Regions from separate parts of the Mus musculus genome. Here region 1 is linked to region 2. A link is a loop called in an ENCODE intact Hi-C map of the cell type or tissue named here. Cell type or tissue: gastrocnemius. All regions are shown on one strand. Each heading gives the region's core, and the rest is flanking DNA. Links, peaks and the distances in the headings are about the cores only.

Evidence for each region. A loop is a pair of places that touch in the nucleus more often than their neighbours do. Peaks named below come from ENCODE experiments on the same cell type or tissue, not always from the same donor. Only the 100,000 strongest peaks of a DNase experiment are listed, where the experiment ranks them.
Region 1: it touches region 2 in a loop (2.7-fold over the local background); 2 of 42 quality-filtered maps call a loop at or near these places.

What each region holds. Positions count from the first base shown.
Region 1 is chr14:54,693,915-54,708,699 of GRCm38, reverse strand. Gm29776 (predicted gene, 29776) reads left to right here and starts at 9,867. Exons shown (of 14, transcript NM_001370892.1): 1 at 9,867-10,174; 2 at 10,291-10,384; 3 at 11,242-11,293; 4 at 11,714-11,857; 5 at 12,156-12,281; 6 at 12,461-12,545; 7 at 12,677-12,822; 8 at 12,912-13,083; 9 at 13,403-13,472; 10 at 13,554-13,650; 11 at 13,739-14,002; 12 at 14,459-14,688. The coding sequence starts at 9,889. In gastrocnemius, for the core only: a CTCF peak has its summit at 7,183 (motif pointing right); a DNase peak (open chromatin) is centred at 7,192.
Region 2 is chr14:55,093,434-55,108,218 of GRCm38, reverse strand. Thtpa (thiamine triphosphatase) reads right to left here and starts at 13,435. Exons shown (of 2, transcript NM_153083.5): 1 at 12,213-13,435; 2 at 9,224-10,839. The coding sequence starts at 12,759. The coding sequence ends at 10,712. Ap1g2 (adaptor protein complex AP-1, gamma 2 subunit) reads left to right here and starts at 1,626. Exons shown (of 22, transcript NM_007455.5): 1 at 1,626-1,711; 2 at 2,090-2,294; 3 at 2,789-2,913; 4 at 3,050-3,191; 5 at 3,292-3,388; 6 at 3,561-3,637; 7 at 3,761-3,856; 8 at 4,327-4,407; 9 at 4,712-4,810; 10 at 4,961-5,016; 11 at 5,169-5,282; 12 at 5,437-5,577; 13 at 5,657-5,711; 14 at 5,786-5,908; 8 more. The coding sequence starts at 2,091. The coding sequence ends at 9,159. It overlaps Jph4 (junctophilin 4), which reads left to right. Exons shown (of 6, transcript NM_177049.5): 6 at 1-1,393. In gastrocnemius, for the core only: CTCF peaks have their summits at 6,332 (motif pointing right) and 9,934 (motif pointing right); DNase peaks (open chromatin) are centred at 5,716, 6,390, 6,549, 9,938 and 2 more places; H3K27ac peaks cover 478 bases.

The DNA.
Region 1 (14,785 bases), core at 3,283-11,282, 400 kb after region 2:
GTGTGTGTCTATGTGTGTGTATATGTCTGTGTGTGTATGTCTGTGTGTGTTTGTGTGTGTGTGTTTGTGTGTGTATGGATCATCACAGGTCCATTCCACTTCTGATTTCAGTGGTAGAAACTCTCACAGTGTCCCAGGCATCTTGTGTGCAAGATGTCCAAATGAACGCCTAGAGATACTGACATGCTGCCCACAGCTCTCTCCATCACACCCTCCACCTAACCTCCAGGCTAATCCAAGCTAACACCATCTAGGCTAGCTAACCTTGGCTCCCTTTTGCCTCTGTGCCTCTGTGCCTCTTTTTCCTGTGTCCTCAGGCCTTCAGCTGATTAGGGGAGACTTGAACCTTTGGGTGGAAGGACTGATGGACACTACTTGAGTAGGAGATGAAGCTGCCCATCTCTGTGCCACCTGGGAAAATCCTCTCACTTCTCCATCAGCCTAGGGGTAGCTGGGATGCACAGGGAGTTTGTGCAGAATACAGCTGGTGTCTCAGCCTCCCCATTCACTCCTTTCCCCTTAAGGTCTCCCCATTCATTAGAGATGGCATTAGATGTTGGGGGCTGCTTTGCCTGAGCATTTTCCCAATAGCTCTGAGCTGTATCTCCTTCCAGCCCCCCAGCAACCTGTCAATCCTCAGAGTGACTGATAGGAGTCTTTCTAGTTGGCCCTGAGGCTGAAGAAGAGTCATCTCCCCAGTGAGATTCCCCATAAGATATGACAAAGACCAGCCAAACTCACTCTCCTCCTGTCCGATTCTATCCTGAGATGTCTTGCCACCTGCAGGAGGCTCTCAGTCTGCCATTAGCTGGCTTTAGCCAAAGTAATTTATTCAAGCATCCTTCCCGAGAAAGAGACAGCTGCAGGAATAGGAAGGAAAAGGTGATGAGGAGCCAGCATGCCTCCTGTCTCCCATGGCCCCTCCACCCACCGTTCTCTGTCCCTTCCCAGGCAGCTCTGCTCCCTTCATCAACAGGCTTCCCCTGACGTGAGGAGACTGGCGTAAGGGTGCAGGGCAGCTAGAGGAGAAGAAGACAGAACTCTGTGATGGCCCCTCTCTGGGCATTCCCCTGCCCTTGGGGCCTGGTATGGCAATGACTCTACTGCTGTTGGAGCCCTCCCTGGTACCTGCCATTCCTGAGGCTTCCCGAGCCTCCCCTTGCGTGCCTGGATAAAGTGCTTTCCTTCTCATTATCCCACTTGAGTGTGCCTGCCAGGGATTTCAAATTAACAAGCATACCATTTCAGTGAGGAAAGTTAAAGGCCTCTTGGAGGAGGTGAGATTTAAGTTGAAACCTAAAAACTTCCCAGAAGGTTGATGCGCTTCAGAGCCTACTGTGGGCACGGGGAGGAGACCTACTGTGGGCACAAGGAAGAGCCCTACTGTGGGCTCGGGGAAAGAGCCGCGGCTAGGCTGGATGACCTGAAAGGACAAACTCCAGAAAATGCCTCCTGGTCAGAAAGGAGCTGACAAATGACCCTCCTGCGGTTCCCTCGGCCCCAAAGCTGGAGCTAGGAGGCAAGGCGAGGCAAGGCCTGCTGCTTTATCTCTGCCCTAAGCATGACCGCTCAGGGCTGTCCACAGGGAAAGGACACAGCAGGAGGAGAGGAGGGAGGGGCATTTGGCCAAGTCCTGCTGCAGTTTGCAAAGGCTCCAAGCCTGGGGTTTGGGGGACCTGTGAAAAGCAGTGAAGCGACCCTTCCCCACCCCCAGCCACATCCATTCTTCTTGTGAAAAAGGTCCCTTTTCCTTCCTGAGCAGAGCTGAGGTCATGGACAGAAGCCCTGAACTGAGACGCGATCTCAGGCTACAGGGAGGCCAGGGAGAAGGAAGGCTGTGGGGAGATACAGATACCGCGAGGGAGGAAGCTGTCCAAGGTGAGTCTACCAAGGTCAGTCAGCGGGTGCTTGTGAAAGCTGCCCCCCTCTATGCACACCTCCCAACCCCCAGAGATTGCCTCACTCCCGGGGGCCCCCATCCCAGTGTTGCAAGATCCCGGTCGGGGTTGTGGTGGAAAGAGGCCTCTTCACCTCCACTGCTTGCCCCGCTCCAAGCCTGTGAGAAGACACTAGAATATAGGCATGAGACACCAGGGCCTGTGTAGCCCCCTTAGACATTCACTAGTTCCTAAGAAAGCCAACTCCTCCTCGAAAGTGAAAGTGGTCTAACCTGGACAGAACTCCCTAGCCTGAGCTCTGAACACCAGTGGCAGATGGGAGTCTCTCCATGGAGGAGAGAAGGTAGGTGTTTGGTGTTTTCAAAGGAAAAGAGGCAATTTGACTTCATCAAAATGGCCATCAGTTGTGACTTGAGGGAGCAAGGACGGTCCTTTGTTGTTAAGGAAAGGCCTTGCTTGCAGGGCAAGACTCACCTGCAGAGCTGTGGCCTTCTACTTGTCTTTAAAAGAACCAAAGTATGATGTAGGTAGAGGCGAGCCAAATAGAGCATGGCTCTACCCCAGTGGCCTGAAAGCTAAACTTCATCCAAAAGGCTCAAACTGGAAATCCCTATCACCACCACCCACCCAGCACCCGCCAACACCTAGTGTCATGGTCACCCTAGCCAGGCCATCCAGCCCTGCTGCAATCGGGACGGTTTGCAAAACTCCCAGTAGCTCCCCCTTTGTTACCATCTGAGGTTAGGACTGCACTTGGGAGATAAGCTCGGCTCCACCCACCTGTCCCACAGACTGCTGGCCTTCTGCAACTGGGAAGGTTTGCAAAACCCCTGCTAGCTCCAGCTGTCAACATCTGAGGCTAGCTAGGGCTGCACTCGGAGATAAAGGCTAGCTCCACCCACCTGCCCTGCCTTCAAACCTCCCAAGTATCATGGCCCCAAAAGGAAAAGCTCCTAGAAGCTCACTCAGGGTCTGGAAGCTTACTCAGGCTAGCACAGAGAGCCTCCTACCTGGACCATAGAAGCTGTTCCACCAACAGCTTCACTTTCTGTTTCTATTTGTGTCGGTTGAGACACAGGGACTTACAACTGAAGCCCAGGCTAGCCTAGAATGCAAAGCAATTTCCCTGCCTCAGCCTCCTGAGTGCTGAGATTTCAGACACAACTCATCACACTCAACATCTTTCGCTCTCCTTTGTCCTCAGTTTCCTTCTCCTCAAGCTCATTGTTTTACCTTGGCCAGGCGCTTTACTTACTGTAGAACTGAAGGCTAAACAAGGGTAATCTTAGCTCTTGGGGAATTCACAGTTGATTAGGGCAGCAGATAAGCATGGAAACACAAAGACATAGTTCTAGATTGTGGGCACCGTGTCTAAAGCAGAGGTGATTCCTGGTAAGTGTTGTTTGTTGTGAGACAGGGTCTCACTATGGTAGTTCAAGCTGGACTTGAACTCTTAATCCTCCTGTTCCGGCCTCTCTGGTACTGGGATTACCAGAGTGTAGTGCCACACCTGGCACCAGTGGTGGGTTTCAATGCAGGCATCTGCTTTTAATGTGAGGGCCAGGAAAGGCTTGTTTGAGGCAACAAGGAACAGAATTCAAGAGGTAAGTCTGGCAAAAAGCAGGGTTTCCCACATAAAGACAATCATTCCCATCCATTCACCGGCACAGAGTGCGGCTGGAGCCGGGCAGACTGGATTGGGAGAGACGGGGATGCCTGGAATGAGGCATAGCAGAGCTGAGGCTGGAGTTGCCCAGCTCTCAGGTGGGATCATAATGGAAGGACCGCTCTTCCAAAAGAAGAGAACACCTCTTTCCTCTTTCTCTCTTAGAAGGAAAAGCGTAGAGACAGATAAAAATATAAATGGGGGGTGGGGGGTGGAGAGATGGCTCGGCGGTTAAGGGAACTGACTGCTCTTCCGAAGGTTCTGAGTTCAAATCCTAGCAACCACATGGTGGCTCACAACCATCAGTAATGAGATCTGACACCCTCTTCTGATGTGTCTGAAGACAGCTACAGTGTACTTATATATAATAAATAAATCTTTAAAAAAATAGAAATAGGGTGTTGGCAAGATAGCTCAGTAGGCAAAGGCACTTACTATCAAACCTGACATAGTCTGATCCCCAAACCAACTCCTGTGTGTACCATGACATGAATAGCTACACACACACACACACACACACACACACACACACGCACACACACATGCACACTTAGACACACGCACACGCACACTTAGACACACACACACATACATGCACTCGTGCATGCACATACACACCACTATTTTTAAATTTTTGTTTTTAGATTTATTTATTGTATTTTGTGTGAGAGTTTTGCTTGCATATAAATGTGTGCACCACAGGCATCCCTAGTGCCAAGGAAGTCAGAGGGTATCAGTCCCCCGCCCCTACAGAAGTTCTGGAGTCACCATGTGGATACTGGGACCCAACTTAGGAACACTGCAAGAGCAGAAGGGCTTTTAACTGCTGAGCCAACTCTCCAGCCTCCTAAATAAATATTTTTAAACATGTATGCTTATATGTTTACAAACATAAAAATAAATTAAAACACACAGGTTTGAACTGGGCCTGATGGCACATGCCTTTAAGCCCAGCATTTGGTATGTAGCCGCAGGAAGATAAGTTTGAGGTCAGCCTGGTCTACATAGAGTGGTCAAAGCTAGGATTATGCATAGTGAGACCCTGTCTCAAAACACCAAAAATGGTGATAACTTTTTTTAAAGGCTTTGGCTGGACATGATGAAGCAGGCTTGCAACCCTGGCATTCAGGGGCTAAGAAAGACAATAGCAAGTTTGAGGCCAATCTGCCCCCATCTTAATAAAAATGAAAGGTGTATCACAGACCGAGAGTGTTCTTGTCTTGCAGCTTTTATTTTCCACTGGGAAAAAAAGTGGTTCCTAAAGTGGCTGGGCTGCAGGGGAGGCTGCAGACGGAAGGTCTAAAACCCCAATTGCTAAGGGTGGAAGAGAGAGCCGTTGCTGAGATTTCTGACTTGGGAGCATACAATTGAAGTTGATGGGAAGTGTTTTAGAGCGGCCAGGCCATAGTCTTGTCTGCTGGAATGATTTCCTCTAGTGGTCCTCAGCTGCTCAAATACAAATGCAGGCAAGTGCTGGATCCATCTAAGGCTGGCGCTTAACCAGGGAGGCAGGGTGGTTCGGATAGACAAGGGAGGGGAGTTGAATTGATTCAGGAAAGAATTCTGATGGCAAGTCTACACCCTAAGACCGAGAAGGGGAGAATAAAGAAAAGAAGGGTCACTGTTCCCCCAGCCAGTTTGTCCAACAGCTGCAGTGAGCCAACCTAGCAACGAACCATAAGGAAAAGAGATCATATCAGAGAAGGGTGCTTGATTCCGTTATTTCATAGATGCTTCAGTTTCTGCTGATGATAAGGCTCTGGGCACAGCCCTCAGATTGTCTCAGTCGAGAGGAACGGAGGAGAAGAGTGTCCGAGGTGGAAGGGAGAAGAATCTGAGAGAGAAGCGCGCTGAGGGAGCTGCACATGGTTACATCATCACCACCGCCGCAGGGCCACCACCTCTGGGGACCCTGTTCCTCAGGCCACCTTCCCTCCCTCACATCTTGTCTCACTAACCTCCGACTTCTTGTTCCCCTGGAGCAATCCTCCCCTTCTCCAATTTCTCTCTGGTTTCCCTTCATCTCCTCGGTTTCTCTTCTCATCCCAATGTGACTTCTGCTCCCCTGGATGAATCCGAGAAGCCATACCGGACAGTAGATGTGACCAGGAGTCTGTGAGGGTTGAAATCCACGTGGCTGCTTTAATGTCTAATTCTGCGGCACCTCGGCTGTAAAGTTAGGTATCAATAATACCTAAGCTTCCTAGGGTTTGTAAAAGAATCATAGGAGAATAATGTTTGGAACAATGTCAGACACAAAGCTTTCTTGATCAGACAATGGCTGTTCTTAGTGTAACCCCTCACCTCCTTCTCTTGCTTCATTTTTACTCTCTCACCTCCACCATCCCTCCATGGTTGCTTCATACATCTTCAAAGAGACGAACAAGGCGTTCAGTCTGAAGTCTGGTAGAAAAACAGAGTCACACATGGAGCTGGGGATGACAAAGAGGCTCAGTGGTTAAGAGCACTTGGTCCTCTTGCCAATGCTCTGGGTTCGGTTTCAGCGCTCACTCCCCTGATGGCTCACAACCACCTGTGACTCCAGCTCCCCACCATCTGATGCCAGGCTCACATGTGATGCACACCACATACACGCACATGCTAGAAAAACATTATACACATAAAATGTGTGTTTGTTTGTTTGTTTGTTTGTTTTTGAAACATGGTTTCTCTGTGTAATCCTGTCTGTTCTGAAACTCACTCTGTAGACCAGGCTGGCCTGGAATTCACTCTGTAGACCAGGCTGACCTGGAACTCAGAGATCCACCTCCCTCTCCCTCCCAAATGCTGGGATTAAAAGCATGCTCCACTACCTCCTTGCTATAAATAAATCTTAAAAACAAAAATTAAAAATAAATAAGTAAAAAGGTACAATTGGGCATAGTGATACATTTGGGCTATCTCTGTGCTGGATTTTGGTAGAGGGGAGAAGTGGGGGGTGGGGGGGAGGAACCTGAGTTCAAGTGAAACCTATCTCAAAATAAGAGAAAAAGTCAGGGTAATATATAAGTCCTGCTAAAAAGATGTCAAAGAAGGCTGGAGAGAGATGGCTCAGTGGTCAAGAGGACCTGTAGTTCTCACAGAGAACCTGTGTACAGTCCCCAGCATCCACATGGTGACTGGCAACCACCAACAGTGATTCCACGTCCACAAGATCTGACACCCTCTTCTGACCTCCTCAGGCACTGGGCATGCGCGTGGTGCATATGTATACATAAAAGCAAAATACACACACACACAAAAATACATCTTTGAAAAGCTGTTTTTAAAGATGTGAAAGAATTGCCGCTGGGAAACAGAATCTCTTCTGTCCGGTGAATAATGGGCAGAGAAGCTGGATCTAGTGCAAAGTGGGAGCAAGGGATGTCTTCCAGGCACTTCCTGCATCCGTGCAAGGCTAACAGTAGGTTCTAAAGGAATGCACTTGAGCTAGCTGACACTTCCTATGGTAGGCTCTGTCCGACCTGTGAGGTATCACATAATCTGCGTATAGGCATGCGGGGGAGGAAAAATGCAATGAGGGAAGAGGCTGCAACTTTTCATGCAGGTATGGGGCAAGTTCCACCCACTCCCACCCCACACCCCGACTCCCTACTCCAGCAGGGTCATGCCTTTCTCAGCATGGCCACCAGGAGGCAGCAAAGAATAAGAGTGGGGACAGAGAAGAGCCAGGAACCTGGAGAGCCAGGCCAACTGGATTCATCACGTTAAGTGATATTGGGAGTTCTTTGTTTTGTTTTGTTTTGTTTTGTTTTTCAGGGAAAAGGATCTTCAGACACCTAGAGAAAGCTGTATTTGTCTTAGAGAAAGAACACGAGTATCCTGTTAATAATATAATATAAACTCACCTGTTAATAATCAATTTTTAAATCCTAAATTCTCTAACTCCAATGTGTGTGTGTAATTTTTTTTCCTTCTGGTGAGCATGAAAGCAGGACTTTGCCCAATCTACATACTATCTACTCTTTTCTTGACTTAGCCGTTATCACAAGCTGGGCCGTGCTTTTTTTTTCTTTTCCAAAATTTTACTTCTATTATTTTTAAGTATGCATATGTGTATCTGTATGTGCACGTGAGTGCCAATGGAGGCCTGACACATTGGATTCCCAAGAGCTGGAGTTCCAGGTGGATGGGAGCGGCCCAGCATGGGTTTGGGGAACCAAGAGTTCTCTGGAAACACAGAACGTGCTCTTAGCTGCTGAGCTGTCTCTCTGTGCCCTGGGCACTGTCTGTGCGTTACAGATACTCACTTGCTCCTCACAGCGATCCTTACAGTACAATCATCCTGATAATGGGAAGGCTATGGCACTTGGTCAAGATGACAGGAATAGAAAGTGGCAGAGAGTCTTGGGCTCCAGAGTGGGGAGTTTCCCTTGTCACAGTTGTCACATGTAAAAATACATTTGGCTTCCAGAGAAGCCAGTAGTTCCCTTTGAACTCTGGTCCTGAGCCAACTGTGGTGGTACACACCTTTGACCAGACCCCAAGTACTCCGGGGACAGAGGCAGGTAGATCCCTGTGAGCTCCAGGTTAGCCTGGTTTGCATAGAGAGTTTCAGATCAGCCAAGGCTACGCAGTGAGATTCTGCCTCAAAAAATAAATAAAAATAAACTCTACCAGGCGTGTTGGCATACGTTTTTAGGCCTCGCACTAAGGAGGTAGATACAGGTGGATCTCTTTGAGCACAAAGCCAGCGTGGTCTAGAAAAGCAAGTTCCAGGAGAGCCAGGGTTGTTACACAAAGCAACCCTGCCTCTAAAAATGAACAAAAGATAAACGCTAGTCCTTATGTCATTCACTAGATAATTCGTCTTAACATATGTGACTTTATCCCCTGCTTCAAAGCAAAAGAGTGGAGCAGACACGACAGTGCACGGCTACATGTAATCTCAGCCCTTGGGAAGCAAAGGCAAGAGGGTCGGTCACAAGTTCAAACCTCTTTGAACTTCTGTTAGGTCCATCTGAGCTACACTATGAAAGAGAAGAAGTTACAGTAATAGGAGCCGGGCAGTGGTGGCGCACGCCTTTAACCTCAGCACTTGGGAGGCAGAGGCAGGCGGATTTCTGAGTTCGAGGCCAGCCTGGTCTACAGAGTGAGTTCCAGGACAGCCAGGGCTAGAGAAACCCTGTCTCAAACAACAAAATAAAACAAAACAAAAACAAACACACACACACACAATAATAGTTAGGTGTTAATGCCCACACTGAAGACCTGACAGGAGTAGGCTTCTTCTAGGAGAGGAAAAAGCGCCTGAGCCAGGAAGTACTGAGGGAAAGCAGGTCTTGTCAGGATCTAAGAGGCTTCCTGAGACTGTTCCCTCCCACCTCCGAGGGGTGTGGAATTTGGGCTGGAGATGTTAAGAAAGGCTTCCCAGAGTAAAGTAGGAGCTTCTCACAGGAAAGGTGGGAGTTGGCTGAAGGGGTGGGGGGAAATGGTGACCAATCAGAGAAGACAGTTCAGAAAAGCACCGTAAGGGACAAGAAAACAGAGAGTCTCCTCATAACACAGGGCTTCTCAAAAGAACCTCTTTGAACTTCTGTTAAGTCCATCTGAGCCTTTATCTTCCCTCTCCTGGGAACCAGTAGGTGGACTCTGCCAAGCTCCTTAGGCCTATCCCACAGCCCCCCAAAGGAGATGGCAGTCAACTTACATGACAGTTGTGCACCTGCTGACAGTACTTCACAGGTGCAGGACATTCTTCAAAGTCTTACAGCTTAGTTAGAGGCTGACCCAGAATAGTGCAGGACCTGTTTGCTCGCCACCCAGGAGATAGCAGGCATCCGCGGACAGCATCAACAAAACCAACAGAAACAAAAAGTACCACACACACACACACACACACACACACACACACACACACACACACACACACACACATTCCTCACCCTTTAAACCCCTAATGTTTCCTTATTTTGGGGGGCAGGGGGTGTCCCAAGGCTTCCTACTGAGAAAGGCAGAGGTTGGGGGATGTGGCATAACCCCTCTTTAGAAAAATAAACGGAAGGCTCTGAAATGACACTCCTGGTCTCCAGCACCCCCCTTTAGCCCCCTAGAGGAGATGGCTTCAACCCCTGTGGTTCATATCTGACCTCCTAGTGGGAAACTGTGGATTCAGTCAACAAGTTTGAACTCTGCTAAGAACTAGGAGAGTGGTGCACAGGGTGTGGCGAGTGATGAGAGAGAGAGAGAGAGAAGAGAGAGAGAGAGAGAGAGAGAGAGAGAGAGAGAGAGAGAGAGAGAGAGAGAGAGAGAGAGAGAGAGAGAGAGAGAAATAAGTGAGCTTGCCTCAGGAGACTGGACCCAAGAAGGCTGAGGAGACACGGAATGAAGATGTGGCGGCTACTCCTCCTTGGGGTGGCCACAGGCAGATGTCTGCATGAGGAGACCCAGAAGTCTGTGCGCCTTCTTAGGCCTCCTTTCTCCCAAATGCCCACCCACTTCCGCTCCTCAATCCTTCCTCTCCCTGGCTCCCATGAGCCTCGACCCCTTAGAATCCAAACCTACTACTCAAGAGCTCCTGTGCCCGGTGAGGCTTGGGATCCTGAGGGGGAAACGCGAGCCCTGGCTGCCGTGACAGAGACCACTCGAAGGATTCAGGGCATCCTAGCAGGTAAGTGAGGATACAGGAAGTATCAGGGAGGGCTGAGGGGCCTAAAAGGAGTCCTTCACAGCAAAGGATTTGAACTCGGAGACAATGAGGTGAAGAACCCGTGCTCGTGTCTTAAGTTCTCCCGGTACAAGGACCTCTGCTCCTGAGTCGAGACCCTGCACAATACTGCCACGCCGTCTGGGGAGACCCAGATACCCCTAACTACCAAAGGTGAGTTTGTCACTGTTAGTGGTTGGGTTTTGGACCCGGGACAAGGGACTGAGGTGCATATTTTACACACCAAAGCATACCTGGCCTCCAGGTTCTCCCAGCATCCCCCAGTCCCTACCTGCCACACCCTGCCCCCAACTCTGAACTTTCCAACCCAAGGGCTAAGCTGCTTTTTTCCCCAGAGGTTCCTCCCTGTGTAATCCAGACATTTTGCGCTCTCACTCTCTACCTCTCTCCTCCTCCTCCTCTTCCTCCTCCTCCTCCTTCTCTCTCTCTCTCTCTCTCTCTCTCTCTCTCCCTCTCTTACCCCTCCCTTTTCCCATGGTGACTTCCCTGGCCTTGGTCCTTGAGGCCAGCGAACTTGCCTGAATGCAACTTCCCAATAAACCTACCTTTAATATATTCTAATCTGGCTCAAATTGGCTCATTTCACTGATGGCAGACAAATAACCTATCATTAATGTTGTGTTTTATAAAAATCCAAGTATGTGTTTTCTAGAGCATGGTATGGTGAGGTGGAGGGGTGCCTTGGAGGGCCCATGCTGAGGCATCCCTTCCCCCTGAGGTAATGTCAAATAGAGTTTATTTAGGGCATGGAAAGGGGAGTTGAGAGGGGAATAGAGACAGAGAGTGTCGAGGGGGCAGGGACAGGTGGAGGGAGGAGGGGAGAGTGTCAGGAAGAGAAGAGAGTCGGGAGAGAGAAGGGACAGAGAGAGGGAGGAGGGGTCAAACAGCTCCTTTTATAGCAAGCCAGGCCTACCAGGCTATTAGGCAGAGCCTAGTAGGAATGCTAACAATTAATGTCTTCTTCAAAGACATCTATGTCTCCAGCTCCCTTCTATCCGTTTTTTTGACAGGTGCAGCATCTTGAACCCAGGGTACAAAGGAGAGAGTTGCCTTGGAGCAAAGGTGAGGTTAACTCTCCAGTCTCCGGGATCTGAAGGGCTCTAACCTACTTAGACCTTCCCAATACCTCAGCACATAAAAGGACGGATCTCAGATGTGTGGAGTTGTCCTCCTGTCCTGTTCCTCAGAGGAATGCACACTCTATCCAGCCATGCTCCTCAAAATACATTAAAGCAGAGATCTGCGGGGGGGGGGGGAGCAGGGGGAGGCTAGAGGTGTAACTCTGCTCTTCAGGTTTCTTAAACTCGGGTTTGAACCTTGCCCATGCTATGAAGGGCTCTGAGTTATAACTACCCATCTAGAAATCTGACTCTAATTGGCTACCCGGATGGTACTGAGGCAGCCCCGAGATATCTCCATCCTCTTGGAGTTTCTAGTTTCTACCCATCAGCTAAGCTTATACTAGATTTCATTCTCTGACAGATTCCAGATGCCCACCTGCGTGGTTATTCCTTGTGGCCAGAGCATGGTCTGCCCCAGCTAATCCAACCAGATGGCCCCGGAGTCCAAAATGCTGACTTTCTCCTGTATGTGCAGGTTGCCCACACTTCCAAGTGTCACAAAGAGGTGAGGCTCAAACCTAATGCTCTTTTCCCTTGCTCTCTTGCTCTTAATGTTAATCTTTGCTGAGGGACATGGAGATAGCAGTTTTACTGAATTACACTTCTTTGGGAGCAGTCTGGAGTAGTCTGATAAAGCTTGACTTGTGTAGGGGCTAACAATCTTCCAGGCTACCCATGGGTGCTGCCCCAGCAGAACCGAATAGAGCCCCTGCTTCCTTTTTTTTTTTTTCCTCAAGAAGAATCCCTCTACCTGTTTTATCTCACTTTCCTTTCCACTCTCCCTTCCCCTGGCCTGTTTGCAGCCCTCTGTCATAGCCTATGCTGCCTGCTGCCAGCTGGACTCAGAAGACAGGCCCCTCGCTGGTACCATCGTCTACTGTGGCCAACATCTCAGAAGCCCAACACTCAGCCATGATGATATTGTCATGGTGACTGCTGCATGCTGACTAGGGGACAGGGCCGGGGGTAGCAGTCTCCCATGGAGTGGGAGAACCTCCTGAGAATGGAAGAGGAGGTGTCCTCAGCTCTACGAAGAGCTGGTTACGTGGAAGGGCTCTAGGGTTCTGCTACAAAACCAGACCCTTGCTCAGCAGCCATTTGATCTTAGGCTACACTACATGAACTGCTGCATGCCCTGGGTTTTTCTGGACAGCTCTTCAAGATGTGGCGAGACTGTCCATCAGGACTCAGTGGTAAATGGAAGGAATGTGGGAATGGCCATCCTATGATGTCAACCAGAGGGAGTTCACCACCTTCCAGTTCTACTCCACCCTTCCCTAAGTTTTACTCTCCTCGTGTTGCCTTCTTCCCTTTTTGAAACCAGCTAGAGAGAATTGTTCTACGAGGAAACAGGTGACCCGGCGAGATGAACGGGGACAACTGCTTCTCACCACCCCAGCTGTCAGCCACAGCCTAGCCAAACACTTGGGGGTGCCTGGGACTTTGCAGGGAGCTCCTTTGGAAGAAAAGGTGAGTGAGAGAGAGTAACACCTTGGGATGATGGAAGAAAAGAGGGACTAGCCCAACAGCAATCAGCCATTTGCTACCTTACCCAGCAGGGCTCTTTGTCTTCACACTGGGAATCCAGATTACTTCAGGGATCTATAATGACTGCTACCTTCCATGGTGCCCAGCACACTCGACTTGACCCAGTAACCCTTGCTGCTTTTGAAGATTCAGGCTGGTACCAGGTCAACCACAGTGCCGCAGAGGAACTTTTGTGGGGCCAGGGTAAGGAATAAGAGCGAGCTGCGCCCAAGTCAGCTTGTTGGGAAGTGAGATAGTCTGAGTCATTTGCTTGCTTGCTACTAAGGTATAATTCAAACTGAGCAGAGCTGGTGCAGAGGGATCTCTGCGGTTTCATTTTTTTTTTGTTTTTTTGTTTTTGAGGCTATGTAGCTCTGCTGTCCTGGAACTCACTTTGCAGACCAGGCTAGCTTGAAACTCTCAGAGCGCCTCTTACTCCCAAGTGTTAAGATAAAGGCATACACCACTCTGCCCAGCCTGGGCTTTCATCTCCGCGTGCTTTCTTGTCTTATTGCACAAGCAGGCTCTGGTCCAGACTTTGGCCTGGTGAGCACATGCAGGACTGGATCCTCAGATTTCTTCTGCACCGGCAGGTGTGTGCTGAGTGGGCAGGGGACAATACGACTGTCAGTGAACCTAGTGTCAACTCTGTAGTATCCCTTCCTTCTACACAGTGGCCTGGGCTGTCACTACTTGCACCTGGACAAGGGAAGCTGTGACTCTGACTCAACACTAGAAGGCTGCCGCATATACAAACCCTTAGCCAAAGGGGTGAGTGCACCACGGAAGAGGCGGAGCAGGCCCAAGAGGTGTCAACTTCTCGGCATCACGCTGTTCGGTCCTTTTCTCTGAACCACAGAGTGAATGCTGGAAGGAAGAGAATGGACTCCACACCAGAGCGGAGAACCCCCACGGGGAGATCTACCATAGGCACAGTCGCTGCTTCCTTGCCAACCTTACCTCCCAAGTGCTCTCCAAACACACCAGCCAACCCTCAACAGCTCCGGATCTTGAAGATCCCACAGGCTGTTGCTATTTACATCAGTGCACCCACAAGGGAGCCTACGAGGTGCAAGTGGAGGGATCACCGTGGATCCCCTGCCTTCCGGGGAAGGCTGTTCAGGTGAGAATTTTATGAGTAGTCAGAGCACACAGGCAGGAAAGTTGGTTAATATTTGGCTGGCAATTACTGTTTAGCTTCTTTAGAGTCTTACTCTGTAGTCCAGGCTGGCTCAGAATTAACTATATAGCCCAGGTCAACTTCAAACTCTTGACAATCCTCCTGCCTTAGCCTCTCGTATCCTGGGATTACTGTCATGAACCACCAAGCCTAATGTACAGCTGGCTTTTTGAAATGTCTTATTCTTATTCTATTTATGCATTTACTCAGCAGTGCCGAGGATCAACCCTGAGGCACTCACTAAGCTGCACTCTCTGGCCCTGGCCAACCTTCCTTTCTTCCTTTCCTTCTTTTTCCTCTCCTTAGCCCATGACTGGTCAAGCATATGCCATTTTCCTTAGACAGTAGCCCTAAGCAAGTCACTGACTCTGTGGCCTGTACCGTGCTATTCTCTTACAGATCCCTGGCTACGACGGTCTTCTCTACTGTCCCCAAGGCCGGCTGTGTCTGAGGGATGAAGGTGCCAGGGCTGCCACTTCTCAACCGATGAGCTTTACAACCCAAGACCTGCTATCCCAGCTGTCTCTAAGGTTAACGGGGACCCCAGGCCACTCTCTGGGGAAAGGACAGAGAGAAGAGCTTGCTGAGGTCGTTCTGCAGGCCCTGGTGATGAGAGCTGGCACTAGCAGGTAAAGGGACAGTGGGCCGCAGAGTCCTCAGGTGCTTTCTCTCGCACCATTTATCCATCTGACCCTGGAGCCTACACTTACCTCTTCAGATGCTCTC
Region 2 (14,785 bases), core at 2,843-10,842:
TTGTGTTTTCCCCTATCTCCGGGGCCCCTTTCTTTTGGTCTCTCGCTTCTTCCTTCCCTCTATTCTTTGAGATGGTCTCATTTATTCTGGACCCGTCTCTGGTCTTCCTGGTTTTTCTTTCCCACCCTGACCCCTTCTCTCTCTAGATTGTTTACATATGAAGGGCTGTTCTCTCTCAGAGTTGCTCTCTCCTCTGAGATACACAAATCTAAGTCAGACCATTGCCCCCCCCCATGTCCTCCCCAACCTTTTCTTTGAATCAAAACTTCACCAAGGGTGGGGGTTTGGTGTCCTGAGGAATCTCCTGGAATCTGAGTGGAGGGGAGAAAGGAAATGCATAAGAAGTGATTGGGTGGCCAGACAAGGCACTGCCTGAGCCACTTGGGGCTCACTGGCCCCAAGGGAAAGCTGCAGGAAAAGTACCCTCCACTCTTACCTCCCAGAACCTACCTAAGTTCTTGCCTACTTTGATCTTCCCTGAGGGAGAAAAGGGGAGCGAACAACAGGAAACTCCCCGTGCTCCCTCTCCTGCCCTCCTCAACCAGTCCCTCTCCCAACCACCAAGGATGGCACGCCAAGCCAAGAGTATTGAGAAAAGCAACGAAAAACCATCTGGTGCAACCAAGCCCGCCCCTCTTCAGATTCTGCCACTCACCTCTCTACCCTTCTCTGCCCCCCTGAAAATTTATTTGGTTGGTCTGGACTCACTTGTGGCCTTTGATTAAATTCCTAAGGGGACTGAAGAAGACATTTCTGCAGAGGGTTAGAGGCGCTGCAGCAAGCGAGGACCCCAGTCCTCAGCTCTGACAGTTGTGGGGCGAACACGTTGAGGGCTGAAGGGCAGCAGATGCTGTCACAAGTCTAGTTTCTAACCCCTCGCGTAGACTCCTGCGAGATGGGAGCTAACGGGGAATCAGAGGAAGCCGCTGCCCCACACAGGGCAGGGCAGAGGTGGGTGTCAACCCCGGACGAGAGTTGGGGGGAGAGCCTGTTTGAGATTATGGCTGATCCCTGGGACTAACTTTCCCTCTGGGGACAGAAAGCTGTACAAGAGGGGACTGTGGAACCCCGGGGGACTTTCCTACCCTGCATGAGGCAGAGGCAAGCTGCCTGCCAATCAATCCCTTCCTCAAGGAATGGCCTTGCCCAGGAATGCCCACCACACACACACTCTTCTTATTTTTCTAGTCAACCTCTGTTTACTCCCTGGCCTGCCTTCCTCCTGCCTCCCTTCCTTCCTTCCTTCTCAATCTTTACTTCTGATTTCTATTTCATGGAATTTGGGATTGAAGTTATACAACAGTGCCGCCAACATCAAGTCTTGCAGGAAAAAAAAAATAACAAAGAAATTTAACAAAAAAAAGTATATTAATAAAAAAGTTCCAAAAAGGGGGGGACTGTCATCTCCTTTGGGGTGCGATGGCTTCTGACTCAAGCTCTCTGAGTGCCACCTGGTGGGGTGGATGAAAAGTGAGGCCCCTGGGGGAGCCACAATCATGGAACAATTCTAGGCTCCTTTACCAAAGTGCCAGAGACAGGCCAGAGGTCAGAAATGTCAAGACGACTCAGCAGGGAGGCCCTAGAGGGGCGGGGTCCCGTGATAGAGGCGGGGAAGAGGGAAGGGCCCCGAACCGAGCACCAACCCCAGCTCTGTCCCATACCAGGAAGTGCTGGGTGGGGGGTAGAGGAGCAAAGTTGACACCGAAGCCAGGTGAGCTTGGGACTGGGAAACTAGTGCCTTCTGAAGTGGGAATGGGGGCAAGAAATCTCGCGAAGGGAATAGTACAGAGAACCAGAAGGAAAACTAGAGAGGAGAAACTGGTCCGGGAAGAAGAGCGAGAAATAGACTGGTCTGTAGCGCAGGCTCAGTAGAAACAGCCACAGGGTGGAGCAAGGACGCATGCGTAGTGGGGATGTCCTTGCGAGGCGGGAGGGTGGCCCCCGGGTACATGTGGGAGGTAAAAGTGGGCACAGTTTTAGGGCGGCGGTGGGACGCAATCCCTTCGAGATCTTGGCACAAGGCAATTCTATCCAACCGGCTAGAACGTGTTGAAATAAAGTCTTTTCAACTCCCGGGCTCTGTCCCCAGGATGGTGGTGCATTCGTTGAGACTTCAGGACCTAATCGAAGAGATTCGCGGGGCCAAGACGCAGGCCCAGGAACGGGAGGTGATCCAGAAGGAGTGCGCCCAAATTCGGGCCTCCTTCCGCGATGGGGATCCCCTGCAGAGGCATCGCCAGCTGGCCAAACTGCTCTACGTCCACATGTTGGGCTACCCCGCCCACTTTGGACAGGTACTGGCCTGGGATGGCTACAAATTTTGAGGAAGATGGCCAGTGCGCCCCTTTGTGTTTGTACCCAGGCTGTGGTTTTTGTTTTTTTGTTTTTGTTTTTGTTTTTTTCCTCCAGTTTTTTTGTTTCGAAACAGGTTCTCTATAGCCCGGACTGGGAACTCGAGAAAACCCTGCCTCCGTTTCAGTGTAGGGACTTTCAGGCATGCCCCGCCCTACCCAGCTAAATCCTTTAGTTTCTGAACCTTTTATCACCCTACTAGTGATTTCTTGCCAGCCCCGTTCAGCACCTCCCCATCCCCTTTCCAGACTCCACTCCTACACAGGTCCCTGAAACCTGCCTGCTGTCATCTGGATCCACACTTAAGCTTCTGGTTACAGAGAGAGTGATGAAATATGATCCCTCACAAGTTAATCTGGCCTAAAGGAGATTGTAGCCCGGAAGTTAGTGCCCTGTGGTTTCACACTGCCCTCCTGGTCTGCCTCCTTCCCTATAGATGGAGTGCCTGAAACTGATCGCCTCCCCCAGATTCACAGACAAGAGGGTGGGCTACCTTGGGGCCATGCTTCTATTGGATGAGAGGCACGATTCCCATCTGCTCATCACCAACAGCATCAAGAAGTGAGAGGGTTCTGGGGCACTTGAAATCAGGGCGCTGGGAGAGGGGGAACTGCAAAATTCCAGCGGGCTACCTGCTATCAGTACTGCAACAAACTGGTTTTCTCAGACTTGACTGACCATCCTTCCAACCTTACAGTGACCTGAGCCAAGGGAACCAGCCAGTTCAAGGCCTGGCCCTGTGTACTCTGAGTACCATGGGCTCTGCTGAGATGTGCCGGGACCTAGCCCCTGAGGTGGAAAAGCTGCTTCTGCAGCCCAGTCCCTATGTGCGGAAGAAGGTGAGATGTGGGCGGTTACCTCTCCAGAACTTGTTCCACCGTGTGGAAGAGGTGTGGACTCTAACTTGGTGGCCCTTTCTGAGGCCCTTGACTTCTGCAGGCTATTTTGACTGCAGTGCACATGATCCGGAAGGACCCTGAGCTCTCCGGCATCTTCCTCCCACCTTGTACCAAACTGCTTCGTGAGCGTCATCATGGTAAGGGCCCAGGGATGTCCGCTGTCCACTTCCGGTCTGGCTATTAATAGATGAAATGAAAAGCAAATCAAGAAACCCAGCTCGTCGGCTAAGGGCGGTGCACACATACAAACACACGTGTAGTAGTGTCCCATGGCCTGGCCCACCATTCACTGCCCCACCCTGACCCCAGGCATCCAGCTGGGCACAGTCACGCTGATCACGGAGCTCTGTGAAAGAAACCCTGCAGCCCTCAGGCACTTTCGCAAGGTGGGCTAGCGAAGGGGCGGGGCCGTGGGGCAGGCAGAGGTGGATGGTGGGCGCGCAATTGGGGCTGATGGTTGAGAAGAGACGGGGAGAGCCCAGACAAAGCTGGATGCGCCCTTCTTCCAGGTAGTGCCGCAGCTGGTACAGATCCTCCGGACTCTGGTGACTACAGGATACTCCACGGAGCACAGCATCTCTGGAGTCAGCGACCCCTTCTTGCAGGTGGGCTGAGCCTTACTTGCTGTGTTCCCAGAACAAAGAAGGCTTCCCAGGAAGACCATGGCCAGTGGTCACTTCCCATTTTGGCCCAGTCCTTGTAAGAAGGGAGCAAACTCAGGATTGCTCTAGTCATCGTAAGACTGGGGAAATGAAAGGTGGCTACAAGAAAGTCCAGTTTGGTAGCCATATAAAAAAGCCTATTCCAAAGCCCGGTATGGTGGCAGAGGCAGGTGAATTATGTGAGGCAGAGACCTGGTCTAGAGAGTGAGTCCAGTACAGCCACAGCTACAGAGAGAAAAACCCTCCTGTTCTAAACTCCCCTGACTCTATGTAACTCTGACCTCCTCCCATCCAAGGGACCTGTGGAGGTAAAAGGGAGTCAGACCCATTGCAGTGTTGTCTACAATGCTAGGTCTTTTTGCCTCGGACCCACGACCCTACCCTATGAACCACTCTGATCCAATCTCTTTCAGGTCCAGATACTCCGCCTACTTCGGATCCTGGGACGGAACCATGAAGAAAGTAGCGAGACCATGAACGACTTGCTGGCCCAGGTAGGAGGCACACCTTAGGCCTTGTGGTTTCTTAGCCTCCATCAGCCCTGGACATTCCTCACATGACCATTTGCCACACAGAGGCCATGTAATTGCCTTCACCCCCACACACACACACCTATGAATTCCATGAAGGACGGCTATAGTCTGTCATCGTGCTGCTGCCCTGGTGTGTAGGCAGTCCTTAACATCTAGTGGGGTTCAGGGAGCTTTGTGAGGGGCTGGAAGATAAACAGAGCACAGTGGTCACCTTCCAGCCACCACTAGAGCCCTATACAGATGAACCTCTTCCCCATCCCCACAGGTCGCCACCAACACAGACACCAGCCGAAATGCAGGCAACGCTGTCCTGTTGGAAACAGTGCTTACCATCATGGCCATCCACTCTGCTGCTGGCCTCCGGGTAGCATTCCGTGCTCATGTGCTCTTCTGCTGGGGCCCCACCTCCTCAGCTGGTCCTGGTCCCTGGCGTTTCCCTAACCCCCATCATGGAGGAGATCCCACTGAACAAGTGGCTTCTTCCCTGACTGTCTCCATCTTCTTCTTCCCATAGGTTCTAGCTGTTAACATTCTTGGTCGTTTCTTGCTCAACAATGACAAGAATATTAGGTAACAGCCAGGATCTGGCTAGATTGTACCACTAGACACCTGGGCATTCCTCCCTTCTGACCCACCTACCTCTTAGGTATACTGGGGAGGGGGCAACACAGGGTATCAAGGCAGATGACCCTGTGTGATATGGCCTCTCTTCCCCTGACCAGGTATGTGGCTCTGACATCATTGCTGCAGCTGGTGCAGTCTGACCACAGTGCTGTACAACGTCACCGGTCCACTGTGGTGGAGTGTCTACAGGAAACGGACGCCTCCCTTAGCAGGTAGGCAGAGGGAGAAGGGAGAAGGGGACAGGGCAGAGGACACAGTGACTGGTGGCCGAAACTCAAACCAGCTCAGAGCATCTGGCATAAGAACTAGAGGAAAAGAAGCCTGGAAACCCGGGAGCCATCTGCAGGGATGCCTCTCTCTCCCCAGGCGGGCCCTGGAGCTGAGCCTGGCTCTGGTGAACAGCTCCAATGTACGAGCCATGATGCAGGAGCTGCAGGCCTTTCTGGAGTCCTGCCCCCCTGATCTTCGGGCTGATTGTGCCTCAGGCATTCTGTTGGCTGCGGAGAGGTAAGTGACAAATGGCTTCGAGTCAGAGGCTGCGGCCTGGGGAGGGGCAGTGACAGCACTGATGAGCCATGTCCCCTAGGTTTGCTCCCAGCAAGCGATGGCACATAGACACCATCCTGCACGTGCTGACCACGGTAAGAGGGGGCCAGGCAGGGAGTCGGGCAGGAGTTGGCAGAACGCTGACTTGGCCACATCCACCCCTCTCCAGGCAGGAGCCCATGTGAGGGATGACGCAGTGGCCAACCTGACCCAGCTGATTGGAGAGGCCGAGGAGCTGCATACCTACTCTGTGCGCCGTCTCTACAGTGCCTTAGCAGAGGATATCTCCCAGGTATCACTCCTGTCTCCCTAGGTCCAGCTGGCCAGCCTTCTCAAATTTGAATGCTTTTCCCCACATGCGGAATTGACAGAAGATGGCCAAAGACCAAGCCCACCTTTACTTAAGCTTCTGTCCTGCCCCTGGTGACTACAGGCTGCATCTCCAGATAAATAATTTTTATTTCCTTTAGGCTCCATGTCCTCAACTTTCTAGAATGCCTACCTCTCAGGCTGTCTTTGAGATCACATGAGATATATTAAGTTTGGCACATACAGTCATTTATATTATTACCTTCAGTGTCCAGTGGACTAACAGGGGCCACCCTAAGATATCCATAACTCCCTTTGTCAACTTAAGTAGAGTAAGTAGAAACCATCCCTGTTTTCTTATGAGAGCCTCTCAGGGCTCTGTCATGTGGTCAAGCCATGTAGTTCTGGTACTCGCCCACCAGAGGGCATTAGTAGCCAAAAATGCTAAGATGGAGCCTGCTACCAAACTTAAATTTCCCTCCTCTACCCTGCCAACCCAACCTTCTTTGCCCTGCAGTAAAGAGACATCGTAGGGTTTAGAAGAGGGGACCTCACCCCCTGCCCCAACCCCAAGACCAGCCCCTCAGTGTCTCATCTCCCATCCAGCAACCACTGGTTCAGGTGGCAGCCTGGTGCATTGGCGAGTATGGGGACCTCCTGCTGGAAGGTAACTGTGAGGAGACGGAGCCTTTTCAGGTGAGACCTGAGGAGTGAGTGATACCCTGGGGAGGATTCTCCAGGACAGACATGACCTATTGTCCACACCTGAAGGTGGAAGAAGAGGACGTGCTAGCACTGCTGGAAAAGGTGCTGCAGTCCCATATGTCCCTGCCAGCCACTCGGGGCTACGCCATCACAGCCCTCATGAAGCTGAGCACCCGACTCCGGGGAGACAACAAGTAAGAAGGGAGCTCCCGTCCCTTTAAAGATGTCATTTCCGCCAGGCCTACTAAGTCCCCAGGCACGCATCCCTCTCCCCGCCTAGCCTTAGGAATCTGCTTTTGAGCCACATATATCAGGGGTCTCCTTACTCTGTGAGGCCTCTCCCTTCCCTCTCATCCTGGAGTGGAAGAGCAGGCCGACCGCCACTGCCTCTCACAGGCCACACGGTGGCCCAGTCGTATTCGCCAGGTGGTGTCCATCTACGGGAGCTGTGTGGACTTAGAGCTGCAACAGCGGGCTGTGGAGTATAACACACTCTTCCAGAAGTACGACCACATGAGGTGTGTCCTGAGGCCTGCAGGTAGAACTTCAGACTCTCTACTCCCAGGGCGCTCTTCAGAGCCTCTCTTGGGGGGGGGGGGGGGAACGACTCACCTCCCATCCATAGTGGATGGCAAGCTGGTTTCCCATCCTCATCTGTTGTCGGAAGACCAGCAACTGGCTTCCTGTCTTAGGAAGCCAGGACGGCACTTGTGACCCTGTGTGCCACCGCCCTGTGTCCTTGGTCTTCTTCCCAAATGCTTCTGTGAGAGCATGTGCTTCATACAGGAACCCTTGCGTTCCATCCCTTCAGAGCCGCCATCCTAGAAAAGATGCCTCTTGTAGAGCGTGGTGACCCCCACGTTAAAGAGGGAGGGAAGGAGAAGCAAACGGAAGCCCAGCCCTTGGAAGTGACAGCCCCTGCCCCCACAGAACCCCAGGTGAGGAGGTGGGAGGACCTGGGTAGAGAAGACTTATGTGGGTGTTCACACCCTGCCGTGACCTCCTGCCCTTTTTCCCAGGCCACCAAACTCTTAGATCTACTGGATCTCCTGGGTGACACTTCAGAGCCTCTCTCTTCTGGGCATGCCCAGCATCTTCCTCCTCAGACTCCTTCCCCAGGGGAAGCCTTAATTCATCTCCTTGACCTTCCCTGTACACCGCCACCCCCAGGTAGGCCTCAGCTAAGGGAGAAACATTATAGAAGTGGGGTGGAAATGGGTCTTTTCTCTCTCTGAGCCAAGGATAGGGACACCCATCTCAGTAGGCAAAGGTCCATGGCGGTCCCATCTTTAATGTACTTGTACTTCTCACCCCAGTCTGCAGGCCTGTTTCCACTCCAGCCTGCACTATCACTTCCCACTGCCCACTCTATTGGTCTCTTCAACTCCCCAAAGCCTTCCACCTCAAACCCTTAACATTTCACGTTCTTTACCCAACACCAAAAGGACTGCTACTAGCGGATACTACTCACTCTTCAGCTAAATGCCATCTGTCTACCCTCTCCTGTTTAACTTGGTTCATCACGGCCATGATTATCTTGTATTTCGTTCGATGTTTCTCTTTCCCCAACTAGATGGCCAGCCCAAGCCTTAGCTTGTCTACTTTTATCATTAGATCCGGGGCAGCTGCAGGGTCAAGACTGGCTCACTCCATTTTTACTGGCTGAGTGGCTGGGTGTTTTATCTTAAGCCCATGCACTGAGCTGCCTCTCTCCCTTCTCCAGCTCCCATCCCCAGTGTCAGAGTGTTTGAGCGTGAGGGCCTACAGCTGGATCTTTCTTTCATGCGGCCCTTGGAGACCCCTGCTTTGCTCTTAGTCACTGCCACCACCACCAACTCCTCAAAGGAGGATGTTACCCACTTCGTTTGCCAGGCAGCTGTGCCCAAGGTTTGAAAACAGTGGGGTTTAGCCAGGTGTGATAGTTGGTGCCTGTAATTGTAGAACTTAGAAACCTGAGGCAGGGGGACTCATTGTTTGAGGCCAACCTGCCTTAACATAGTGACTTTGAAGCCAATTTGAGCTACACTGTTTCAATAAAAGAAAAAAAAAAAAATAGCATTCAGAGGTAGCCAGGGAATTTCAGGAGAAGAGGCCAGAAAGAAATGGAGGAGGGTGGGAGGCAGAGTATAATGGGAAAGGAGTGATTGTGTTATTGGGGTGTTATCCAAAAATGTTTGGGAGCCACGGGATGTGGAGGACTGCCTGAGCCCAGGGGCCTTACAATGCTCTGCCCAAATCTCCCATGTTCAGAGTTTCCAGCTGCAGTTACAGGCCCCCAGTGGGAACACAATTCCAGCTCAGGGTGGTCTTCCCATCACCCAGGTCTTCAGAATCCTCAATCCTAACCAGGTGAGTTGTCAGACGCTGCGGGTAAGAGGGACGAAGCAATAGGAGACCTGACCCTGGTCTCTGCTTGCCTGTTTTTAGGCACCTTTGCGACTTAAGCTGCGCCTCACCTACAACCACTCTGGCCAGCCAGTACAGGAGATCTTTGAGGTGGATAACTTGCCTGTGGAGACGTGGCAGTAACCGACTGTGGTCAGTGTCTGGCCTGGGTGTCTCCAGGCTCCTGGTGTTCAAGGAACGGAAATAAAGACCCACGTAAATGGCGAAGTAAACTTTATTTAAAGGCAAACTGAGCGTACAAATTAGAAGTGCTCTGTAAACGGGTGATGACCACAGTCTTAAGAGCCCAGGGCAGTCACCCGGTGTTCCTTTAATAAAGTCTCAGGGAACGAAGGTGTTAGCTGTGAAGTGGCATAATTTGAGTGATTCTCTGTTTTCATTGACAGGCTTGGATTCTGTCAGCCTTTCTTCTCTGTGCGTAACCCTTCCCATGATGCAGCTGACTTTAATCATAAGCTAACTCATTCTGCACAGGCATAGGACGGTCCATAGGGAGTTCTCCTCAAAAGGTCACCCAAAGATCACAGGTTACCCCAAACCCGTTTAGGCCTAATCAGCTCCCTACTTTGGGGTATGTCCTAAAGTGTTTGAATAAAACTGTCCACAGAAGGGGAGTTTTGATGGCTGCTGGGGAAAGAGAGATTTACTGTCTGAAGTGGGCTCTAAGTGCTACTCGATACAGGCGGGGTCCTGGCTGCACTGTTAGAAGAATGTGTGTGCATGGTGCGTGCAGCTGAGGGTCCTAAGATGCCAAGTGGCAGTGAGATGAGAGGTGTGCATAGCTCAAACCAAGTGGAGTTCCAGGCTGCTAACCTGTTCCCTAAGCTTGCCTGCCTCATAACTGCCTCGGCTCCTCTCAAATCTTTCTGCACCCTCAGCTTGGGACACAACCCTGAGGGCCACCAGCAGGTGGCACTCAGACCCTATATTTGTCAAGGCAATATAGAGAGCCTGCCTCCTCCCCAACAAATAAAGTCTATGAAGCGTGAGAAGGGAAGAGAGGCCTGTTTTGACCTAGTTGAGAGAAAAAAAAATGTGTTAAGAGCAAGGGTGGTGCCTTCTCCACAGGAAGTATGACTTCCTGAAACCCTAGGAACCGGTCTCAACAATGACCATTTTCTTTCTACCCCTCTCTGGGTTGGAGAGCAAATGTTCTCTCTAAACTGCCACACTGAGCACTCTACCCTCCCGGCACAGCAGCAGGCCCTGAATTTCTAGATCCCTTAAGGAGTTCCTAACCTTTTCCCCACCTTCTTGCTCTTCCCTACACCCCAGGGCAGGGAAATCCCCGCTGTTTCCCCTCATCTCTAACTCAGCTGTAAGGCGGCTTCAGAGCCTCTGGCAGAATCAATGGCATCGACCAAGGGAGGGGGGGGTGGCAAGGGATTTTCCTGTGCTTAACTACTGATCACGGCTAAGTGGAAATCCTATAAACACGAGCGGAAATCAATGGAGGCTGCTTAGCGGCCAGGGGAGAGGGGCGGCCCACAGATTGCATCTGACGGATGAGGGAAGCAGCCAGGGAGGGCTCCAGGAAGGATAGCTCAGAGTGGGCGAAAGACCAGGCAGAGCTGGAGGGGAAAGTGGCTCCGTTGTAAGGGAAAGGAGCACCGTGGGTCCGGATGTGAATGGCGGCTTCAGAGTTACCTTCCCTTTTGGAAAGTGAACGCTGTTGTCAGGATGCTGAGTCCCCTGTGGCCTCACCAGAACTGGCTGCTTCTAGCAGGCGCTGATAGTCCAGAGGCCTGAAGCGCTGTAGGTATACCATGAGCTTGGCTGGTGCCTCCTCCTGTGCTGGCACTCCTGCGGGCAAGAGGACAATGAGGAAAGAAGCAGGTGGAGCCCTCGGACATGCTTCGGTTCTGTTCCCTGCCTACCCAGCCAGGACTCCAAAGTCTGCAAGGCAGTACTAAAAATCCAGAGGCCATCAGGGCAGTTTCTCCAACCCACCCATTCCCTGCAGAAGTGAAAACCTCCCTGCAAAAACCCACTCGGGTTGTGTGGCTGGAAAGCCACCCAAGCGCCTCTCCTCCAGCAATGAGAAATGGTAGAGAAGCATCCTGTGCCACGGAGACAGGGGAGCCAACTCACTTCATTTATTACCGCTTTCTCCCAATCAAGATTCAAGCCCATCTAGGCAAGCCAAAGCTCATTAGCTTGGTAATGGAGCACAGGCAGCGGAGTACAGAAGATAACCAAGTGCTATGGGAAACAGAGGAAAGCAGGGGCTGTGGAGTGGCGAGTGGCGTTCACAGAACCTCAACTCTAACGGCCTGATGCACACATCGCTAATGGACAGCAGCCTGCTGACCCACAGCAGGGAAACTCCACGGGTGGTCTCCAAGGAGGCTCAGCCCTCCAGGGCTGTCAGGCCCAGTGCAGTGCACAATCTCAGAAGTGTGCAGATGAGCTATTTCAGAACTAGGCATGGAAACAGAAACATCTGACAAAGAGTTCACCACTGCCCCCGCCCCCCATACCAGTGTCATGCTCAGCCAAAAGCATGGACAACGAGGTGTGGCTACCTACACCTGTAATGCCACAAGCTTAAGGCCTTTCCTGGGCTACATAGAAGACCACAGAAAGAGCCAAGGGAATAATAACCATGTAGGAAGTTGAAAGAGAAAAGAGAAGTTTGTGGGAAGGATCAAAGCAGAGACCTAATAAATAGAACTAGGAGAATTAAGTGATAACCAGGATGAAGATTGGGAACCGGGAAGAATAAAATCCAAATTAGCTACTAAAGAATTGGAAAGGATTCTTATCAAAGTGTAAACAAATTAGATTTTCAAGAAAATCTCTACAAAAAACAAAAAACAAAAGCACATAATTAAAAGGTGCCACATGCCTTTAATCCCAGCACTTGGGAAGCAGAGGCAGGCGGGTTTCTGAGTTCGAGGCCAGCCTGATCTACAGAGTGAGTTCCAGGACAGCCAGGGCTACACAGAGAAACCCTGACTCGAAAAAACAAAACAAAACAAAAAACCAATTTTCCTTACAAAAATGATTTCCCTCCACTCCTCTATGGCTCAGTAAGGACCTGCAGTGAGGTTAAGTGAGAAAAAAGGACAGCCCAAAGGGCCTGCCTGTCTTCCTCACCCACCATGTTCCTGAGCATAGAAGGGCCTGCCTCCCTCCCCCACCATGCTGCGCACACAAAGACCTGTCTCCCTCACCAAGCATGCTACTGACGGTGATGATCTTCTCTAGGGCAGCCGGGACTTCAGCCTTCTCGTGCACCATGGCCTCTACCTCACCCACAGCATAGCCGAAGTCCGCTGAATCCAAGTCTATTGTGAGCTGAGGCTCCTGTCCATGGGCTCCAGATAAGGCCAGCTTCCAGGAGCTTCGCGTAGTAATAAAACTAGCCACCTCCTGCAGCTTCAGCGAGCCCAGGACAGCAGCCACACCTGCAGGCTTCTGCTCCCCAGACCCGAGCAGTTCAAAGAGCTGGGCCACAATCGCAGCTTCCGATGTGACTTCCACATACTCATTGTGAGGTCCTGAGACACCTGTTACTCCAGGACATTTGAGCTCCCATCCACTACCTTCTCGTTGTCGCAGCCAGTGGTCAGACAGCATAAGGCTTAACTCAGAGGTATCATAGTATGTGTCTCGGAAGGTGACCCGGTGCTCCAGGGTGGCCCCCAACTCCTGCAGCCTTTCCTCCGTGTCAGGCCCTGGAGCGAACTTTCGCTCCACTTCAATCAAGCCCTGGGCCATATTAACCTGCAACCCTGTTTGCCAGGTATTCACTGAGTGCTCAAGGTGAGGACTAGTCAGCAAAGACGGACTAGTCCTGGATCAATTTAAGATGCATATACACTGTCCCAGAGCTCTGCTCCAGGTTCACAGGGCTCTACTTGGAGGTCTCTGCGGGCTGCAACAATGGTGACAAGTCTCCAGTTAAATCCTACTACTGATAACCCAAAAGGCTCCCTAGCAAACAGGCCGTAATGCTGATGACCTATCTTCTCGCTACACCTTGCTACCCAAGGCCAGTGATTCACTGCCCAGGATGATCTGCCATTCTTCGCCTAGCACCAAACAGCGGTACCTCGGGACACTCTTCAAGACCCCAGGGTCTCCTTCTCCCGGGACCCGGAAGTGGGGGAAGGGTGCCCACGCTACACCCGCGAGGAATGCCGGGAGCGGTCTCCGGCTCCGGACCTTAGTCCAGGCTCTTTACGCGCGAGACCGGTCCCAGCACTAGCGGCCATATTAGACCGGTGTGGCGGTGCCGATGACAAGCTAGGCCTGAGAGGTCTGTTAGGTTACGTGCGACCCAACCCGGTGGGCAAGAGAAGAGAGAGCTTCCTCTTGCCCGCTGTTCATCCTGCATTTTTCCTGGAGCCCAGGAATCGGCCAAGATCTCGAGCCTTAGCGTGAGCCTGGCATCCTGGGCCTGGTGCATGATGGGAGATGTAGTTTCCAAAGGACCACCTCACCTTTCCTGCCCACCGATCACTAAGGAAATCAGAATTAGTTTCAGCAAGCGGGACTCTACCTCAAGCTCTACAGGAAGGCTTTTGGGGGTGGCGAACGGGAAGAGTAGTTCCCAACCCCTCCCAGTGTAGACAGTGAATGCGACTGATAAAACACAAGCTATGGCTCCCCACTAAGTGGGGAGTTGTAATGGTTAGTGGAGTAATTCAGTGGTCACTTGGAATATTTTTTATAGTTGTTTTGTCTTTTGTTGCTTCTTGTTGTTTTGACACAAGGATCTCATGTAACCCAATTTGACCTGGAACTCCTCATTCCTCTTCGAGTGAGTGCTGGGTTACCTGTGTGAGCTGCCATGCCCTTACCTCTATCCTGGGATTTTCGAGAGGATAAATGGGAAACTTTCTGTCAATGGAGGAAGTGATGTTTTGAATGTGAATTAGAGATGTAATGGGACAGCTGGAGTGATGGATGCTCAGCACTTAAGTACACTTGCTGTGCTTACAGAGCTGGGATTACCTTCCCAGCACTTAAAGCGCAGGTGGCAACCTCTTTAACTCCAGTTACAGCGGGGTTCTTACGCCCTCTTCTGGCATCCTCCTGTACTGTACTACAGACAAAATACTGGTACATGAGAGTGTATGAGAGAGAATGAATGAATGAATGAATGAATGAATGAATGAATATGGTGGGATTTCTGGAGACCTAGGTGGGAATAACCGCCTGGGTAAAAGCCCAGAAACTAGCTACAGCACCTAGCCAGTATCTAAGCTGACGATGGCTTGAAGTGCAATTGAGTGGCGGGTTGAAAAGCCATGAGTGAGTGGCAGACTCAGTTCAACAGTCGCGGAGGTGGCATTGTTGGGAGTACGAGCAGTAGACAGGCAGAGTGCTGTGCTGCTGCTGGTTTCCCACCATCGGGGAAGCTGAGGCAAGAGGTGACAGCTTGCGGAGAGCCTGAGCTACAGACTGACTTACAGCCCCTCCTGGGCCAAGAGTGAGACAGGCAGGGAGCATCATGGGAACTTGGCACTTACAGACATGGCATTTTGAGCTTAGGAAGGCATTAAACAAACTCCTGCTTCTGGTCTATGGGTTGGATCTTATAGAACACAGAAAATACCAGTGCTTCAACAAGACTGAAAAGTAAAGCCAAGGATCTGAGTGGGGAGGGAACAAGTCCGAGACCCCATCTCTTCTCATTAGCCCAAACCTCACCCGTCCGTCCTCTTTTGTAGACCCACTTGCTCCTGGCCATGGTACAACCACCCTCTCCCGCTTCAGTTATATGAGGATTGAAGAACCA